Linked DNA regions of Homo sapiens: region 1 is linked to region 2. Evidence: chromatin contacts called from ENCODE Hi-C or POLR2A ChIA-PET data. All regions are on one chromosome and are shown on one strand. The core of a region is the stretch at or near the end of the contact, and the rest is flanking DNA. Distances in the headings are between cores, read along the strand shown.

What was found. Hi-C counts contacts between places; a loop is a spot of excess contacts on that map. ChIA-PET counts read pairs that join two places held with the same protein, here RNA polymerase II (POLR2A). Pooled maps may share reads with other maps.
Region 1: a loop to region 2 is called in a map of vagina, with 2.7 times the contacts of the local background. The contact joins two enhancer-like sites. A Hi-C loop is called at or near these places in 18 of 168 maps with a recorded cell type or tissue (GM23248, HAP-1, HepG2 and 14 more) and 2 of 50 pooled maps. POLR2A ChIA-PET finds 5 or more read pairs at or near these places in 2 of 52 experiments (activated CD4-positive, alpha-beta T cell and activated naive CD4-positive, alpha-beta T cell).

The regions. Positions count from the first base shown.
Region 1 is chr10:30,217,707-30,223,776 of GRCh38, forward strand. All of the region lies in intron 2 of LOC101929279 (a long non-coding RNA gene), which reads left to right. Among named protein-coding and RNA genes, the nearest start is that of MTPAP, 130 kb to the right of the region's middle. RefSeq lists a silencer at 2,304-2,393. Within about 2 kb of position 2,570, at least 8 of the 41 ENCODE cell types and tissues checked have a DNase peak (open chromatin) inside an H3K27ac peak, as active enhancers do.
Region 2 is chr10:29,991,423-29,997,035 of GRCh38, forward strand. LOC107984218 (a long non-coding RNA gene) reads right to left here. Exons shown (of 2, transcript XR_001747403.2): 2 at 1,066-1,842. Among named protein-coding and RNA genes, the nearest start is that of JCAD, 65 kb to the right of the region's middle. Within about 2 kb of position 2,121, at least 3 of the 41 ENCODE cell types and tissues checked have a DNase peak (open chromatin) inside an H3K27ac peak, as active enhancers do.

The DNA of each region.
Region 1 (6,070 bases), core at 1,320-3,819, 230 kb after region 2:
ATATATATGTTTATAGATACACATATAAAAACACATACACATACACACAGATCCTTTTGGTTCTGTTTCTGTGGAGAACCCTAACACAATGTAACTCTAAAACAGTTCTATTTTTATTTTGGATAAAGCAAATAATCTACTTAGGAAACAAGATTCTCTCTGTAAGAGAAAAGAGATGAAATACAAAAGAGATGAAAATACAAAATAAAGGAAGATAAGAGAAGTCCTATACTATGACATTTGTGCAGGAAATGTCATTAAGAACTCATGACTGGCTGGGCGCAGTGGCTCACGCCTGTAATCCCAGCTCTTTGGGAGGCCTAGGCGGGTGGATCACGAGGTCAGGTGTTCGGGACCAGCCTGGCCAAGATGGTGAAACCCCGTCTCTACTAAAAATACAAAATTTAGCTGGGTGTGGTGGCAGGCAGCTGCAATCCCAGCTACACTAGAGGCTGAAGCAGGAGAATTGCTTGAACCCAGGGGGCAGAGGTTGCAGTGAGCCGAGATCATGCCACTGCACTTCAGCCTGGGTGACAGAGCTAGACTCTGTCTCAAAAAAAAAAAAAAAAAAGAACTCATGATTATGTTGACAACGCATCTCCCAGCTTTGCTTGCTGAAATGGCCTGAGCACAACCAGTGCCCAGATTTTGGCTTCTAAGTGTCATTCCCACTAAAAGGAACCAGGGATCCCTCGAGAAATGGCTGACTTTAGATCTGGGGCAGAGAAAGCACAAGATGAGCCTGAGATGACTTGTGCCACAAAGAGAGAGAAAGGGAGTGAAGGGGAGAGAGAGAGAGAGAGAGAGAGAGAGAGAGAGAGAAATAAAGGTGGAAGAAGAAAGGAAACTCCTCTTTTACAGAAGTCCAGTTAATAAATGTTGAAAAGATTCTCAAATTTAAAAAATAATTTTGCAGCTCTCAATGTAATAACTGATTGAGGCAGGGATCTTCATGTATTCTTTAACAGCTGGACACAATATTGTTAGTGACAAGGTATTCAAACAATCTCAAAGTATCCCCCCTACAGATAATTTGACAGTTGAAAACAACAGCAAACTGCATCTATACAATGGAGAGATCTGGTGGTCACAGTCTTAGCCAAAATATCAAACTTGCATCACAAATATTAGGGCAACCTAATAGCATGTGCCTCTTGATGTGATGAAAGCACAAGTTTTCAAGGCCACTTCTGTAATGTTCTTACCAATGTTGTTTAAGCTGAATCTAATCACACATTTAGACTTAAGGTACTCTGAGTTACAGGGAAAAAATAGGAGCTACCAGGAACACAGTAAACACCACCATGAAGAGACAACCAGATCAATCTGGAAGGCAGAATATGGCACAAGACCATTGGTCTGAACTCTTCAAAAAATGCATCACAAAAGATAGAAAAGCATGTGGACTGTTCTATAATAAAGAAATTAAAGAGCAGTAACAGTCACATGCAATGCTTGAAACTTAATAGGATCCTGAATTGGACAAAGGAATATATACTGCATGAGAAGATATAATGAAATTGTTCATTTTATTTATTTATTTAGTTTTGAGACAGAGTCTTGCCATGTTGCCCAGGATGGAGTGCAGTGGTGCAATCTTGGCTCACTGCAACCTCCGCCTCTTGGGTTCAAGCAATTCTCCTGCCTCAGCCTCCTCAGTAGCTGGGACTAAAGGCACATGCCACCACACCTGGCTAATTTATTGTATTTTTAATAGAGATGGGGTTTCACCATGTTGGCCAGGCTGGTCTCAAACTCTTTACCTCAAGTGATCCACCCGCCTTGGCCTCCCAAAGTGCTGGGATTACGGGCATGAGCCATCGCACCTGGCTGAAATTCTTCATTTTATTAAGTATGACAATGATACTACAATTAGGTAGGAAACCATTCTAATTCTAAGGAGATTCATGCTGAAGTATTTAGAGATGAACTATTGTGATGACTACAATTTATTTTCAAATAGTTAAGCAAAAAGAAGTGGATATATGTATATAAATAACATAGAACAAAGAGGGAGGGAGTGGCCGGGGGAGAGGAAGAGAAAGATAGAGAGAGAGACAGAGAGAGAGAGAGAGAGAGAGGTGCACCCAAGCGTGCACTGGAGAGAGAACAAGCAAATGGGGCAAAATTGGTGACTCTGGTCCAAAAGTGTAAAAATTTCACTTTATGATTTTTTCCATTTTTCTGCACGTTTGAATATTTTCAAAATGAGAAATTGGGAAGAAGGTACTGATGATAATACTTGGTGAAAATCAAGTGAGGTTGCTGCAGGAAACATAATGATGGACCCGTACTGTTTGATAAGAATAGTAACTTCCCCCACAGCTGGGGAGGAGCACAGCTGTCAGTCAAGGATCACCCTGTGAGGCTGAGTGTGCAGCATTACTGCAAAACAGCAAACCTAATCCACGTGCCCCAGGCCATTGCTACAAAAGCAATGGGCGCTCTTCCCGGGCAGCCCCATGTTCCAGGGAGCCAAAGCTTGCAGCGTGAGAGGGTCTCTTTTTGGAACAAAGGTCGGTGAGTGAAGTCAAGTCCAGGCTTGGTTTTGAGAGATCACATGTCAGTTGCACAAACAGGACGAGAAGGCAGCAGAGTGAGTGGCGGAAAGGAATGTGCGGCTGAAGGAGGAAACGTGGGCTCAGAGCTGGAAGCTTAATATAATTTTATACATAACAGCAATGTTTCCCAATTTCCGGGAGATATTTTGGCTATTGCTGTTAACAGAGGACTTTCTGTGACCTCTCAGTGTGTTTCAGTTCTTTCACCTGTCTCTACCCTCTCTGCCCCCCGCGTACTCAATGATTTCCAAGACCTCTGCTCCCTCTCCCTCCTCCACAACACTAAAAGAAAAACTGTGCAGCTATTTTCCCCAATGCCCGTTCAGGGCTTTCAGGCCCCGCCTTCCCTGAAGAGCCTCCTCTGTTACAGGGGTTTTGAAAGAACCACATGGAAACCTAGAGATTCCCAACGGGGCACAAATAATTATGGTTTCACTGTGTGAACGAGAATCATATATTTTTCAAGTTCCCTGTTGGATTGACTGTTTTTAATTTACTACAAGCAAAAACCTCATCAATGTTTAAAGGGTGTGATCAAAATACACACATAGGGTGGCATTCATTTTTTGGGTAGGTGTCTATTTGTATTCCTATGTGCCATGAGGGGTAGACTGAGATGAGCCGATGCCACCTGAGCAGTTCATCAGAGAGAAGAGACCAGACGCAGAGCGCCTCACAGAATGCCCCGCGGCTCCACTGCTTCCATGAAATCTGTTCAAAATATTGCTTGTGGCTTTCCACAAACTAATTGCCTTGAAAAATCAGATTATAAATGTTAGTGAGTTCAGGGATAACATTGCTGCTTTTGTTAATCCAACAAGTCCCTGTCTCCATAAAAGGTCCGTGTGCCCCATGAGTACTAAATATATGTAGACTTAATACCAGCTAAAACGATTTACGCTCCTTTTTGTACTGGGAACATGGTTTTGCCGGATGGTATCACAAGCTGGCTACATCTGCTTTCCTTTCCACCCCGGCTGCTAAGATGTTCAGAGCCAAATTTGAAAGCCACCTCTACCAATGCAGTCAAAGCCTTATGACCTACATTTGGGTTACTATTCTTATTTTTGCATCCTCGTGATTTCTTCTTTTTGTTTGTTTGTTTTAGACGGCATCTCGGTCTGTTGCTAGGCTGGAGTGCAGTGGCATGGTCTCGGCTCACTGCAACCTCCGCCTCCCGGGTTCGAGCGATTCTCCTGCCTCAGCTACTCGTGATTGCTTCTTACATTGGTTCTAGCTCTGTAAGTTGCTTGGAATCCTTCTTTGAATGAGGAGGTGTATAAGGGATGGGAAACACACTGGTTGAGCATGAAACAGGAGAGGTTGCTCAGGCTCCAGTTGCCCTCAGTTTGCATATTCATCAGGGGACCATGGGGTGCTCTTTGCCCTATTTAGGGACAATAGGATGCACACCAGCAAACCAGCAAGCCTGAGCCCAAATCTTATATAAGAGCAGCACATATATGGAGAGCAGCTCTCCATAAATGGAAAAATACTCGGCAGCAATTTTCCCCAATGCTGTTGGGGAAAGCCAATAAACAAAGCTGCCATTGTGACATTTTATGATGCACAGACTACATCAAGGAACGAGCTGGGGCCACAGGACATTCCCTGCCAAAGGTGTCAGACCTACAGACATTTCCATGATGCACAGGCTGCACCTGGAGACACCTGAGAGAAACAGGAACCGAGCTAGACACTTGATAGACATTTACTCTGTAATCTCCATGTGACAAATCTGTAATAGAACAATCTTATTCCATTTCACACACAAAGAACCTGAGGCTCACAGGAAATAAATTGTCCAAGGTCAAGTAACGGCAAGAAAATGGCAGAGCAATAGTTAAAATCAAGGTGTAGGCCAGGCATGGTAGCTCATGCCTGTAATGCCAGCACTTTGGAGGCTGAGGTGGAAGGCTAGGAGTTTGAGACCAGCCTGGGCAACATAGCAAGATCCCACCCCTACAAAAAATAAATAAATAAATAAATAAATAATTTTTTTAAAAAAGCTGGGTATGGTGGCATGCGTCTGTACTCCCTGAGACTCACTACTCAGGAGGCTGGTGCAGGAGGATCTCTTAAGCCCAGGAACTTGAAGCTGCAGTAAGCTATGATCACACCACTGTACTCCAGCCTGGGTGACAGAGTGAGACCCTATCTTTAAAAACAACAACATAAAACAAAACAGCTGCAATAGGATGGGCAGGGTGGCTCACGCCTGTAATCCCAACACTTTGGGAGGCCGAGACGGGTGGATCACCTGAGGTCGGGAGTTCAAGACCAGCCTGACCAACATGGAGAAACCCCATCTCTACTAAAAATACAAAATTAGCCGGGTGTGGTGGCACATGCCTGTAATGCCAGCTACTCGGGAGGCTGAGGCAGGAGAATCGCCTGAACCTGGGAGGCAGAAGTTGCAGTGAGCTGACTGGGCAACAAGAACAAAACTCTGTCTCAAAAACAAGCAAACAAACAAAAACAGCAGCAATAAAAGACATGGTGCATCTGATTTCAAAGTCCTAAGGTTCCGTTCAATACCTATCCTTGCCTGTTTCCCCCAAGTCACGGCATGAATGTCACTTCTCCTTTGAAACAGCCTCCTCCTGGCGAAGCTGCTACATAAAGTCTATAAAGCATTTTAATTATTTGGAGTAAGCGAACTTTAAAAACGTAAAGCCATATGGAATGAGGCCGCGGAACCACGGGACAGCTGCCCAGTTTGACTTTGGGTCCCTGTGAGAATTGGAAAGCAAATGTCAAAGAACAGATCTTGCCCTCTGGCACCCATGGATGTCACAAAAAATTCATGGAAACTCCTAGAGAAATTCCTCCACCTGTGTAAGACTTTTGTAACCCCAATATGTAAGTGCTAACCTGCGGCTGGCCACTGCGGTGGCCACACTGCTAATGCTGGTGCCCCACACTGTTCAGCCCCCCCATAAGGGACCCCTGAGGACCCTCACCTTCTGCCTCCCTCCTACCTGGGCAGCTGCTGTTCCCAGCTGGGGTTGCTGACACTTTGGGAACTGCACTGAACAGCAGATACAACACTCTGAGCTCCCCTGCAAACCCCTCGGTGAACCTGCTTCAGAGCTGGTGCCTGTCACATCTTACATCCCTCAGAGCCATCTCAGATGGCATGTCCTAAAATATCTATCTTCCCCTCCAAAAATAATTTTTGTGCTCCTCTTTTTCCAGTACATCTCCAATCCTTTTCCCCTTCTTGTGGCTCCTCCCGCTTCCATGCTGATATAACTAGCACTGGTCTAAGTTCCTCATCTGTGCCATGCTGTCTCCCACCACCAAGCCTTTGCGTGGGCTGTTCCCTCTGGCTGGGACACCGGAACACGTGCCTGTCAAATAATGTGGATGTTTGTCCCCTCCAAATCTCATGTTGAAATGTGACCTCCAGGCTGGGCGCAGTGGCTCACGCCTGTAATCCCAGCACTTTGGGAGGCTGAGGTGGGCAGACCACCTGAGGTCAGGAGTTCGAAGACCAGCCTGGCCAA
Region 2 (5,613 bases), core at 871-3,370:
GGCCATAGGAAGAGATTCATTATAATGAATTGGCTTAAGGTGATTATAGAGGCTGAGAAATCCTGTGATCTGCCATCTGCAAGCTGGAGACCCAGGAAAACCAGTGCTGTGATTCCAGTCTAAGTCCAAGTCCAAAGGCCAGAGCCAACGATGTGAATCCCAGTCCAAGGGCAGCAGAGGACTGATGTCCCAGCTCAAACAGGAAGGCTGGAAGCAAAATTTGGCAAATTCACTCTTCGCTGCTTTTTTTGTTCCATTCAGCCCCTCAACGGATTGGATGGTACCCATCCACACTGGGGAGGAAAACCTGCCTCACTGAGTCCACTCCTTCAAATGCTAATCTCATCCAGAAACACCCTCGCAGCCACATCCAGAAATATGATTTAATGAGGCACTCTGTGGCACAGTTTAGATGACACCTAAAATTAACCATCGCACTAACGCTTTATGCGGTCAATATTTTAATAATTTTGAAACATTTTGATGTGTGTCTACAGACACCTCATTGTGGTGTTTTTTGGGGTTTTTTGTTTTTGTTTTGGTTTTGTTTGTTTTTTTTTTTTTGAGATGGAGTCTCACTCTGTTGCTCAGGCTGGAGTGCAGTGGCGTGATCTCAGCTCACGGCAACCTATGCCTCCCAGGTTCAAGCGATTCTCCTGCCTCAGCCTCCTGAGTAGCTGGGACTACAGGCGTGTGCCACCACCCCCAGCTAACTTTTTGTATTTTTTTAGTAGAGACGGGGTTTCACCATGTTAGCCGGGATGGTCTCAATCTCCTGACCTCGTGATCCGCCTGCCTCAGCCTCTCAAAGTGCTGGGATTGCAGGCATGAGCCACCGCGCCAGGCCTCATTGTGGTTTTAATTTGCATTTCCTTGATGAGTGATGGAGTCGAATACTTTTTCCTATGTTATTGGCCATTTGGATATTGTCTTCTGTGTTTATTCAAGACTTTGTAATGTTTCTTTGCGGTCATCTACCCTTTCCTTATTAATTTGTAGGAATTCTTTATATATTTTAGATACGAATCCTTTGTTAGGAAATGTATTGCAAGTAACTTCTCCCACTTTGTGGCTTGCATTTTTATTTTCTTAGTTGCGACTTTTGATTAACAGAAGTTATATATACACTTTTTTTTTTTTTTTGCAAATGCAGGGCGCCATGATATTCTACACACATGGGGATATGGGGGTGCCGCCATGTTGCCAGGCACATGTGAGGGCAAGGAAGAGGGTGAGAATCGCCATGTTTGGGTGGACCCATTTTCTAATGGCCAGCATTTATTTGCATATCAGAGGTTGCCGGCCTAGCTCTAAGAGCCGGAGCTTTCCTGCTAGATAAGAAACTTTTCTTTAGCTGCTTTAAAAGAAACAAAAACTTTCCAAGGACCGCTTTCCCTATCTGCCTAAAATAATTTCTTATTAACTCCTATAACATTATGATGTTCACACGATGATGAAATTGCCTTCACATTTCTCATAACATATCCCCACTGTTAAGTGACACACAACTGTACCATGTGTGTTCCTTATTTTGTCTATTTCCCCCACTAGAACGCAACCTCTTTCTCTGACAGCCAAGGTTTTTGTCTTCTTGGCTCTCTGCTGTCCCCTCAGTGTCTAGCATAGATGCCCGAGTGAGGCTTATGATGTTGTGAGTGTTCATGAGTGTTCAATGAGATCATGTCTGTAAGGCAGCAGGAACAGTGCCCAAAGGCCAGGAGAGCCTCAGGACCTGGTGGTGTCTGCCATCATTGTTCTGACGGTGGGGAGGTGGCAGGTGACTTCTCTGTGCCTCACAATCTGTCCAGGGCCGTGCTGGGGTCTGTCCACCATCAAGGGCCTCTGCAAGAATAAAGAAGTGAGGTGCCTTATGTGAGCCCTTCAGGCACTGAAGCTTCCAGAGGGCCCCCTCCCTACCATGACACCGGGCTCCACCCCCAGCGCTCCCCAGGACAGGGCTTGAACGCTCCCACGGATCGCAGCAGGCCCCTCCGCTCCTGTCTGGCACCTCATTATCAGAAAGATGTGGACCCACTGGAGCGAGTTCAGAGAAGCGCAGCAGCCCCAGGGAGGCGAGGTCGCGGGCTGATTTACGAGGCAAGGCTGGAGGGGGATCACGAGAGCAGAAGACACCCTGGGAGAGCAACTATGAGATGTGTGCGGCTGGCGTGGGGTGGGTGTTTCTTGAAACATTCCAGGATGAAACAAAGGAGAGAAGCTTTGAGACTGGCTGTGGCGGGAGGTGTCCCTGACAAGGAAAGCCTCACATCAGCAGAACATTCTTTCCACAGGAGAGTGGGAGGCTACTATTTAGAAAGCAACAAATTAGACAAGATCCAGCACGGTGAACTGTGATTGATGAAACTCCCTGAACCAGCCTGGATAGGATATCTTTGGTCTCTAGGACACTCAAGACATTGCCAAGGATCCATGATCTTGTCATCCTCATCCTGTCAGGCTCAAAGAGCAACGAGGGGAGCATATTTAACTTGCTCAAATGAAAATAAACATGGACAAGTCAGGGAAAGGGTTGGGGAGAATTCTGGAGTGTTTACACATGACGATCTGCTAGGCCATGCCTCTCAATAAACCTATGCCTTAGAGAAAGGTTTTTCAGCCTCAGAGTTCTTGACATTTTGGGCCAGATCATTCTTTGTTTTATGGTGGCTGTCCCGTGCATTGGAGGATATTTTGCGGCATCTCTGCCTCTACCCACCAGATGCCAGGAGCCTTCTACACCAGTCATAATAAAAATGTCTCCAGACATTGCTACAGGTCCCCCTTGGGGGCAAAATCACCTCTGGTTGAGAACCACTGCCCCGGGTGAGCTGAGCATGAGAATCTGCTCTCTGTTCTGTCTGTCTTGAAACTCAAGGCTTTGACATGTTGTGAGCATCTTGCCATACTGAACATGTTTCAGAGATATTTCTTCTACTGCGCAGCTTGTGGATGTAATCCAGACACCCTGGGGTGAAGAAAAAGCTACCCCATGTTGGGCTTATTGAGAGATGATCTTACATGGAGACTTCCAGAACACTTTTTTTTTTTTTTTGTAGAGATGGGGTCTGGCTACATTGCCCAGGCTGGTCTCCAACTCCTGGCCTTAAGTGAACCTCCCACCTGGACCTCCCTAAGTGCTGGGATTACAGGCGTGAGCCACTGCACCCTCCCCCTGGAGCATTTTTCAAGGATCTCTTTGACTCTGTATGACTTTCATCTTATCCTCTAACTATAGAGCCTGATTTGTAAGTAGGGCGCTCTCCATCATAATAATCTTTGGCCACTCCTGGGATCATAAGAAAGACTGATGGATTTCAAAGTATTTGGAAAATAGAGGCAGGCAAATTGCTGTTCTTGAGAAGGGAGGTGTTGACAATTGTGCTAAGAGTGGAAGCGTGGCATAGAGGTTATGATCCCTGAAACTCATGTGGACAATGAATGCCTCGAGATAAAGGGTCAGCTGCTATAGCCAAGAGACCAAACACATGGTGCCTGAAGGAAGATAGATGTTTATTTCTCTCTCATGTAATGGTCTCCACATTGGAGGACTGTTTCTGCTAAATAAATCAGAGCATTGACCCTCACTGGCAAGGACCCAGGTGTCTGTCTTGTGATTTCATCATCTCCTAGGGTGTTGCCTTTGGCTGCAAAGCTGGGGCCAGGTCGTGAGATGTCATTGAAGGGAAAAAGAGAGAGCGTCTGGGACAGCAAATTCCTCTTGAGCAAGTGAGGCAGAAGTGGCATCTGTCTCTCTGAAAAGAACTTGGTTATATGGCCACACCCAGTCACATGGAAGGCTGGGGAGGGTAGACTTTACCTGTGTGGTCAAGTACTCGGGAAGTAGGGGAAAACAGGCCAGAGGAGGAAAGCAATGTCTACCGAACAAGAAATTCAAGTTCGAATCCTAAAGTAAAACACCCTTCAGCAAAGGACTAATCCATTTTTCACAGTCTCTCTAGATTGTATTTGATCTCCTCGAACTCCCTGCATGTCCCTGGATTTTGGGCCAAAGACTGTTTAAAGACAGGCATTCTGTCACTCCCAAAACACACTCCTGAGGGAGAGTCAGTTAAGCCATCTCAGGATAGGGGTTGCTTGAAAGCAGATGGGGGATGGCCCGAATTTTTGGTAGGTCCTCAGGGGCCTCCCTTGCTATGCTGGGATGTGGCCAAAATCACCTTATGGCTTTTGGGGGTTGTCAACAATGGGCAGACCAACATTTTCCTACTTCCCTGAAGAATTTCTGTGCTGGAGGAATTATCCTCCCAGCCTGGGGGCAAAGCTAACTGCATAACCAAAAGGCTCATGGAAAATAGTAGAAAAAGAACAAAAGTGGTCAGGTAAGGTGGCTCAGGCCTATAATCCCAGCACTTTGGGGGGCCAAGGCAGACAGATCACCTGAGGTTAGGAGTTCAAGACCAGCCTGGCTGATGCAGCGAAACTTCATCGCTACTAAAAATACAGAGTAGCTGGGTGTGGTGGTGTGCGCCTGTAATCCTAGCTACTCAGGAGGCTGAGGCAGGAGAATCACTTGAGCCTGGGAAGCAGAGGTTGCAGTGAGATAAGATTGTGTCACTGCAGTCCAGCCTGGGTGACAGTGAGACTCTGCCTCAAAAAAAAAAAAAAAAGTTTGGGAGGCCAAGGAGGGTGGATCATCTGAAGTCAGGTGTTTGAGACCAGCCTGGTCAACATGGTGAAACCCTGTCTCTATTAAAAACACACAAAATTAGCTGGGCATGGTGGCAGGTGACTGCAGTCCCAGCTACTTAGGAGGGTAAGGCAGGAGAATCACTTGAACTCAGGAGGTAGAGGCTGCAGCGAGCCGAGATTGCACCACTGCACTCCAGCCTGGGCGGCAGAGTGAAACTCCTTCAAAAAAAAAAACAAGCTAATTGAAAAGGAACAAGAGAGCCTCCTCTTGCCCTTGGTTTTTGGTCCAGGTTCTTGAGCAGAGTCCTGGGACCGGTGCCTGGACAGGACTAGGAAGGGAACAAAAATGAGCCCCTTCCTTTCCCACCTCCTAGACAACCTCAGGAAGGGCTAACCAAAGGAAAGAGACTGGGAGGGGACAGAGGACAGGTCAGAGGTGAGGGGGGGTGAGGGAGGGGTAACCGAGGGCTGCATGCCCTGCCCCTGATACTTGTTTTTCCTATGGGGAAATCTGATCCCAGTTCAACCCACCACCAAGATTCCCTGAACTCAGGTGAAGTAAGATGCCAGGCAGCCTATTTGACATGTACACAAAGCCAGCCCGACTCCCCAGTCATCTGCTGTTGGAAGTACCCAAAAGGACAGCTGCATGGGAGCTCTGCTGGTCGTCTGACACTTGTCACAAGCCCAGGGTGTGGGGAAAGGGTGGATTAACCACAGGAAGCCTGGCACAGCCAGAACACCCCTGGATCCTCTATCTGGGGAGAGTGTCTGGTTACCACGCGCAAATGATATGCAGAATTTCTCATGCCTGTAGAGTTTGCCGTGGTTCTCTGTTCTTAGGGGGGCTTTTGCGGTTAGCAGATGTGGCTGCATGGTAGAGTTTTATCAAATCACCGTGGCCTAATCCAAACACCAAGAAATTCTGATTTCATTGGTCTGGAGGAACACAAACAGCAGTCT